2 separate regions of the Homo sapiens genome follow, and region 2 is linked to region 1. Evidence: chromatin loops called from intact Hi-C (ENCODE). Cell type or tissue: dorsolateral prefrontal cortex. All regions are shown on one strand. Links, peaks and the distances in the headings refer to the core of each region. The heading gives the core; the rest is flanking DNA.

Evidence for each region. Hi-C counts contacts between places; a loop is a spot of excess contacts. Peaks named below come from ENCODE experiments on the same cell type or tissue, not always from the same donor. Only the 100,000 strongest peaks of a DNase experiment are listed, where the experiment ranks them.
Region 2: it touches region 1 in a loop (2.0-fold over the local background); 12 of 110 quality-filtered maps call a loop at or near these places.

The regions. Positions count from the first base shown.
Region 1 is chr1:7,751,440-7,754,341 of GRCh38, forward strand. CAMTA1 (calmodulin binding transcription activator 1) reads left to right here. Exons shown (of 23, transcript NM_015215.4): 21 at 1,020-1,094. Among named protein-coding and RNA genes, the nearest start is that of VAMP3, 18 kb to the right of the region's middle. In dorsolateral prefrontal cortex, for the core only: a CTCF peak has its summit at 1,563 (motif pointing left); a DNase peak (open chromatin) is centred at 1,572; H3K4me3 peaks cover 1,043 bases; H3K27ac peaks cover 1,975 bases.
Region 2 is chr1:7,703,088-7,705,989 of GRCh38, forward strand. All of the region lies in intron 11 of CAMTA1 (calmodulin binding transcription activator 1), which reads left to right. LOC105376689 (translation initiation factor IF-2) reads right to left here and starts at 1,475. Exons shown (of 5, transcript NR_188653.1): 1 at 261-1,475; 2 at 24-143. RefSeq lists a silencer at 1,396-1,815. In dorsolateral prefrontal cortex, for the core only: no CTCF peak of the experiment used is centred there; DNase peaks (open chromatin) are centred at 885, 1,564, 2,015 and 2,414; H3K4me3 peaks cover 1,864 bases; H3K27ac peaks cover 1,664 bases.

The DNA of each region.
Region 1 (2,902 bases), core at 286-2,785:
CTCTGACTTCTTTGAAAGACTTGTCCTGGGCTGACATTGGAGTCTGGGGTGGGCCTAAAGCATTGGCAGTCACTGTGTTCCAGAACGTTTTAGGCATGGTGGCTGATAAGTACACCTGTGCTGAGTCTGGTTTTGAATATTTAGCTCTTTCTCTCCACCTCCCACCCAATTATTTTGATATTGCCACCCAATTTTACCTTATATCAGAATTTGGCAGCACCAGTTTCTACTCAGAAAGTTACCACTCAATTATAGTAGTTTAACCCATTTCCTGTTTAGGAAAAAAAAAAAAAAGTACAGCCCGCTGCCAGCACTCATGTAATTTTACATAAACATGCTCTTTGAGGCTGAAGGAAATCTGATTTTCAATGTGAAAATAAAATATGAAAACTATTCTTGGAGTTATTTCTAAACAGAACTTGTTCCTAATCCTAATGTAACTGAAACGTATATGATGCTACATTCCGATTAGAGACAAGGCTATTCTTGACACAAATGGGAAATGAGTGAAATTGTAGAATTACTGCATGTGAGACCTTGGGAGAGTAATTAGGGTTAAGCTGTTCCATTTTAGAGACTGTAATAAAAATGTTGAGCCAAGTAAAATATATTGATCAGTACATTTACAAAATAGCCCAAAGAGTGTATCAACTCCGGTGAATCACCTTGTAAACTAAGAAAGCCTCTCTAATGCCAGAATGCCTTTTGTGGCAAAATGAGCTTATAATGAATTGTGGAAGAATATTTAAGTGACATTTTATTTTCAGTCTTTGTATAGTCTGTCTTGAAGCTGAGAGCGCCTATACACACCCTCCTTTCTCCTCTAGTGATGCCCGGACTCGATACTATGGGAACAGCATACGCACTCATCCCCCTTCAGATTGTATACATCTTTAACATATGCTGTTGGCTTTGCTACACGAACTGCTTAATTCAGAGTCCTCTGTCACTGCTGACCAGTTTTCCATATTGGGCTTTACTGTAACCTTCTTGTGACAATAATATTCTGACTTTTTCAGGAGCAGTTTGCTAACCAAAAAGCAGGATCAAGCTGCTCGAAAAATAATGAGGTTTCTTCGCCGCTGTCGCCACAGGTACACTAGTCCTTGTTTATACATTCTGCTCAGGGAGAATGATGAAGCAACCCTGACCTTCTTAACCCTCACTAACTCCTATGTAAAGCTAATCCCCCTGCAGATAATCAGGGCAGACGTCCCAAATTACAATAGGGCGGTAGAGCTCTTTAACTAGGGATCAGGTTGCTACCCTTGGAGTGCTGGTAACCATGTCAGACGATGCTGTTTGAACAATGGAGATTCATGCCCGTGTTTTTCTGTTTTAATTTGGGTGTGAGGTCAACTTAGTCGGACTAGCTTTTAATTCTAAGTTTCTCTTTAACCTGTGATTGATATGCCACATTGCAGTATGTTCTTTGCTCTAATCCTTTACTATGCTAGCGCGTGTCCAAACAGAAAACAGTTTCTAGTCTCAAGGAAGGGAAAGAAAACCACGAATTCCAAACAAGTTTTCTGATGTAGAATTTCCACCAGATAGCTGGTGCCCTCTGCTGGTCATGTAATCGCCAACATGCTCTATTATTAAACTATCAATTAAAGCCGGTCCGTGATGAGGAACAGGAGAGATCACTGGAATGCAGCTGTTCAGGAAAAGAAAGACATCTGAGACTCTGGGCACATCTTCAATTAGTAGGAAATGGGGTCCTGTGACCCCAGCATTCTGTGGGATGCAGCATCTTCTCATGGAGCTAAGCCAGAGGAATTTCTCTTTGTTCCTCAAATTTGAGATTTCTTTATGAAGACTAGCGTCTCTACTTAGATTTCAGAGGGCTGGTGAAAGTGGTTTGTGTTCTTTATCCAGGTGAATATTCCAGTCTGACGTCTGTAACTGCGGCCATCCGAGCTGGGTGTAGACCACCTTCTGTGTGGTTGGGTTGTTGCTCTGTGTGTCAGGAGCTGTGCAGTTTATAATACCAAACATTAAAGCAGACTCTCTAATGTCTTACTTCCTCTTCCTATTTAATTATACCAAAAGTCCTAGTATTCATATTTAATTGGATTCCTTGGATGTTTCATTTTGCTTTAGTTTTTCTTACTCCTATACCATATGATTGCCGGCTTTGAAAATATCTTGCCTTTAAGACTTAATAGGTTTAATGGGTTATTTGTACTTTTACTTAAATTAACAGAAGAATTTATTTTTGTGACCATAGAAGGAAACATGCACAGCCACTGCATTAACATCATAAAAACTTAAAAAACGGCATTCACTAAGATAGATGGTTTTCCCCAGCTATGATGCCATGCAGAAGCTAATGTTCACTCGCCCTGTGCCTCAGCAACATTTACTTTCCACCATGCAAGGATGGGAGATTTTTCACCATGATAGCTAATGAGTAACATACCAGTGTCAGTACTCTGAAACAGGAAGTCCTGTTAGGAAATGCATCCCCAAAACGGGTATGGCTCTAAGATCATGAAATTAATTCTGCAAGCCTTACCAAAGGCAGCCTCTTTCCTTTATTATTCAATCATACCTTTTACTTAGCAGGGACTTAGGACCAAAGAGAGTAGCTGATTTTCTTTATATGGTGAACAGATCAAGGACTCACCTGGGCCCTTTTCCTTACATTCTCCAATACGTTCATAGTTCCTTCCTCCCTTTTCCTCTTCGACCTGCAAAATGAAAAACCTGAGCAAGATCCTATCCAGCACTGAAACCAATAGACTTTGGCCACTTTGAGCAGAATCACATCTTCTTTCATGACACTGTGGTTAATACTTTCCAGATAGATTTTGTTTTCAAGAAAATTACCTTAACACCACTCTTCTTTAGGCCACTTCAGACAAACCAGAATGTCTGCAAGTTAAGTCGTGCTAGACTT
Region 2 (2,902 bases), core at 310-2,809, 48 kb before region 1:
GAAAACAAACAGAACTCACTCACTGTGTACTGCAACACCAACACATAACAAAGCTGGAGGTTTGGTTCTGCTGAGAGCGTCAGGAAAAGCCACTGAGGGTGGCCAGATTTGAGCTGGACCTTGATGAATGCATAGGAGTCTCCCTAGCAGATAAAGGGGAGGAGTTGCATAGCAAAGGTGGTGGGGGGAGCGTGCAAGGGGTCCTGCGTGGTGACCCGGGGGGCGGGCGAGGGGTAGACAGGTGCAGTGGGAATACTGACCTAGAGCAGGATTGGAATATGTACTGGGGCTTTGCCAGGGCAGGCTTCGGAACAGGAGAGGAACTTGCTCAGGTTTACAGTGGGTGGCAGCCCCCAAGGGAAGCCATGGACGATCTACCGGCATGGGCAGGACCCAGCTTGGTCAGGGTGTCCTTCACGCGGCCTCTAACCAGCGATTCCTCATTGGGTGTACAGGCTTAAGGGCTCTGCAAATGTTGGGGTTGTTTCTGTGTGCGTTTGGGTAGGGTCAGAAAAGAGACTCCGCCCCCAATTTCGAGACACCTTTTTACCCAGGTGGCAGAGACATGGCCGATTTTACAGATAATTGACTGTATCTATATATCTATATCTATTAGTATATAACAAAAACAAAATAGGCGGTCTCATCACAGGTCTTGGGGTCAGGCACTTTCTCTGTGCGAGGCCGTGGGACTGCAAACAGCACAGGGAAAAAAGAAAGCGGGATCCGCTCGGGACGCCTGAGCCTCGATTAAGAGGTGCGGCTCGGGATTTGTGGCCGGGGCGAGAGACCCTCACGCAGAAGTCCCCAAGTGCGCAGGGCTGGAGCTGGAACTTTGGAACGCGGAGGTTAGACCCAAAGGGTGGGCGGAGCCTGCACTCCAGCTAAGGGGGCCCAGCGCCGCACCCCCTCCCCAAAGCCGGAGCCGCCGCCACCGTCCCCGCCCACCGTCCTCCGCCCCGCCCTGGCCCTCCCCGGGTCCTCGGGCCCCGGCCCCCTCCCTCCAGCCTGGCCCCCACGCCTCCCCGCTCGTTGCGCAGCGCCGGCTCCTCCCGCCGGCTGCATTGCAGACGCCGCCGCCGCAGGGCGCGCCGGGGCCGCGCAGGGAGCCCGAGCCCGGGAACGCGGGCCCTCGGCGCGGAGCTTCGGGCGGCCCCGACGGCGCGGGGAGCCAGGCAGGGCGGGCGCGGGGCGGCCCCGCGGGAAGGGGAACGGGAGGCCCGCGCGGGGCTCCGGGGGCCGTCGGCCCGGGCAGCGGGCGCAGCCGTCGGGCTCCGAGCCGTCCCGGCCTCGAGGGAACCGTCGCCGCCCCATTCGCGGGCCGCGCTGAGCCGGGCGGGCGGAGCGGCGGGGACCGCGTCGCGAGGGACCGGGGGCCCGGCTCTCGCGCGGGGACGCCCGGGCCGCGCTCCGCCCGCAACCTCCGGCCGGGCCCCCGCCGTCCAGCGCGGCTCGGGCGCAGTTCCGGCGCAGTCCCCGCGCCGAGCGGCTCCGCGCCCCGCACCAGCCTCTGCCCGGCTCCGGGTGACGTCGCATCCTCCGATTGGACCACGCGGCCTGGGGGGCGGGGTCTGGTCCGGTGAGCTCACCGCCGCGCCCCGCCATTGGTCCGGGCGGCGCACTCGGGCAGTGGCGGGGAGACCGCGGTACCCGGAGCCCCGCGAGTCGTTCCAGCTGCGGCGAGTGGAGCTGAGCGGGCGCGGGGCCGGGCTGGGCCGGGCCGGGCGGGGCCGGGCGGGGCGCGGGAGCCAGTGAGCGGCGGCTCGGCGCAAGCCTGACGAGCAGGAGCCGAGCTCAGCAGGTCCGGGTAGGTGCGCGGCGGCGCGGGGCTAGGCGGAGGGCGCGTGCGGTCGAGGGCGGCGGCCGGCGGGGGCGCGCGCGGGGCGGGGGCGGGGCCGGGGCGTGGGGACACGCGTGCTCGCGGGCCGGGGGCGTGGTGCGCGGCCACGCGTGTTTCTGGCGCGAGTGTGCGGGGCCAGGCCGGGAGGGCGTGCGCGGACCGGGCGTGTTTACGCGCGGCAGGGAGGGGCCACGAGGGTGCGCGCGTTTCTGGCGCGAGTGGGAAGTGTGGGGATCCGGCGGGCCCGGTGTGAGGGGCGTGTTTCTGGGGCGAGAGTGGGGAGTGAGTGTGAGGAGCAAGGGTGAGGGGCTGCAGGGAGGGGTGCGTTTGGCCGAGGAGTGGGTGGGAGACACGCGTGTCCATGCCGCGAGGGTGTGTCGACGCCCGAGCCTGCGTGGGGCCCGGGGCCGTGTGTCTGGAGTGGCCGAGGGCGTGAGGGGCGCGCGTGTTTGTGCGAGGGGCGTGTGCGGCGGGTGTGAGCCACGCGTGTCTGGGTGCGCGCGCGGGCCGGATGAGCTTCTGGAGTGGTGCGAGGACGCGCGCGTGTGTCTGTGTCGGAGCGAGGGCGGGGACGAGCGTGTCGGGCGCGCGCGGGCGGGGCTGGGGCGGCGTCGGGGCGCGCGGGGGCCCGGCCCGGCCGGCGGCGAGTGTGTTGGGGCGCTCGGCTTCTCCTCAACACGGGTTTTTGGGACCCAGTGCCGCCTCCTTCCCGCGGCGGGGCCCGCGGAGCTCCCGGTTTCCCTGGGCAGACAGGTGCGAGGCGAGGTGCGGGCACAGCCCTGCGCTCCTCAGCGGGTGCGGGATCGGGCGACGGGGGACTGTCTCTAACTACAGACCAGGGGAGCGGAGGGACGCTCGATTCACCCGCGTGCACAGGGCAGTCCTGAAAGTGGATGGAAGGCTCGGAGGAACTTCTGAGAGCTTTGCTTCCCTGCAGACTGGCGACCAGAGAGCACTTTCCACGCGCAGATGGGCCAGGATAGATGCTCGGGGTGGCCCTTTTGCATTTTCGGAGCTCTGGTGATTGGGTTTCTAGGTATTGCGCCTCTTTAGAGGTGGCGC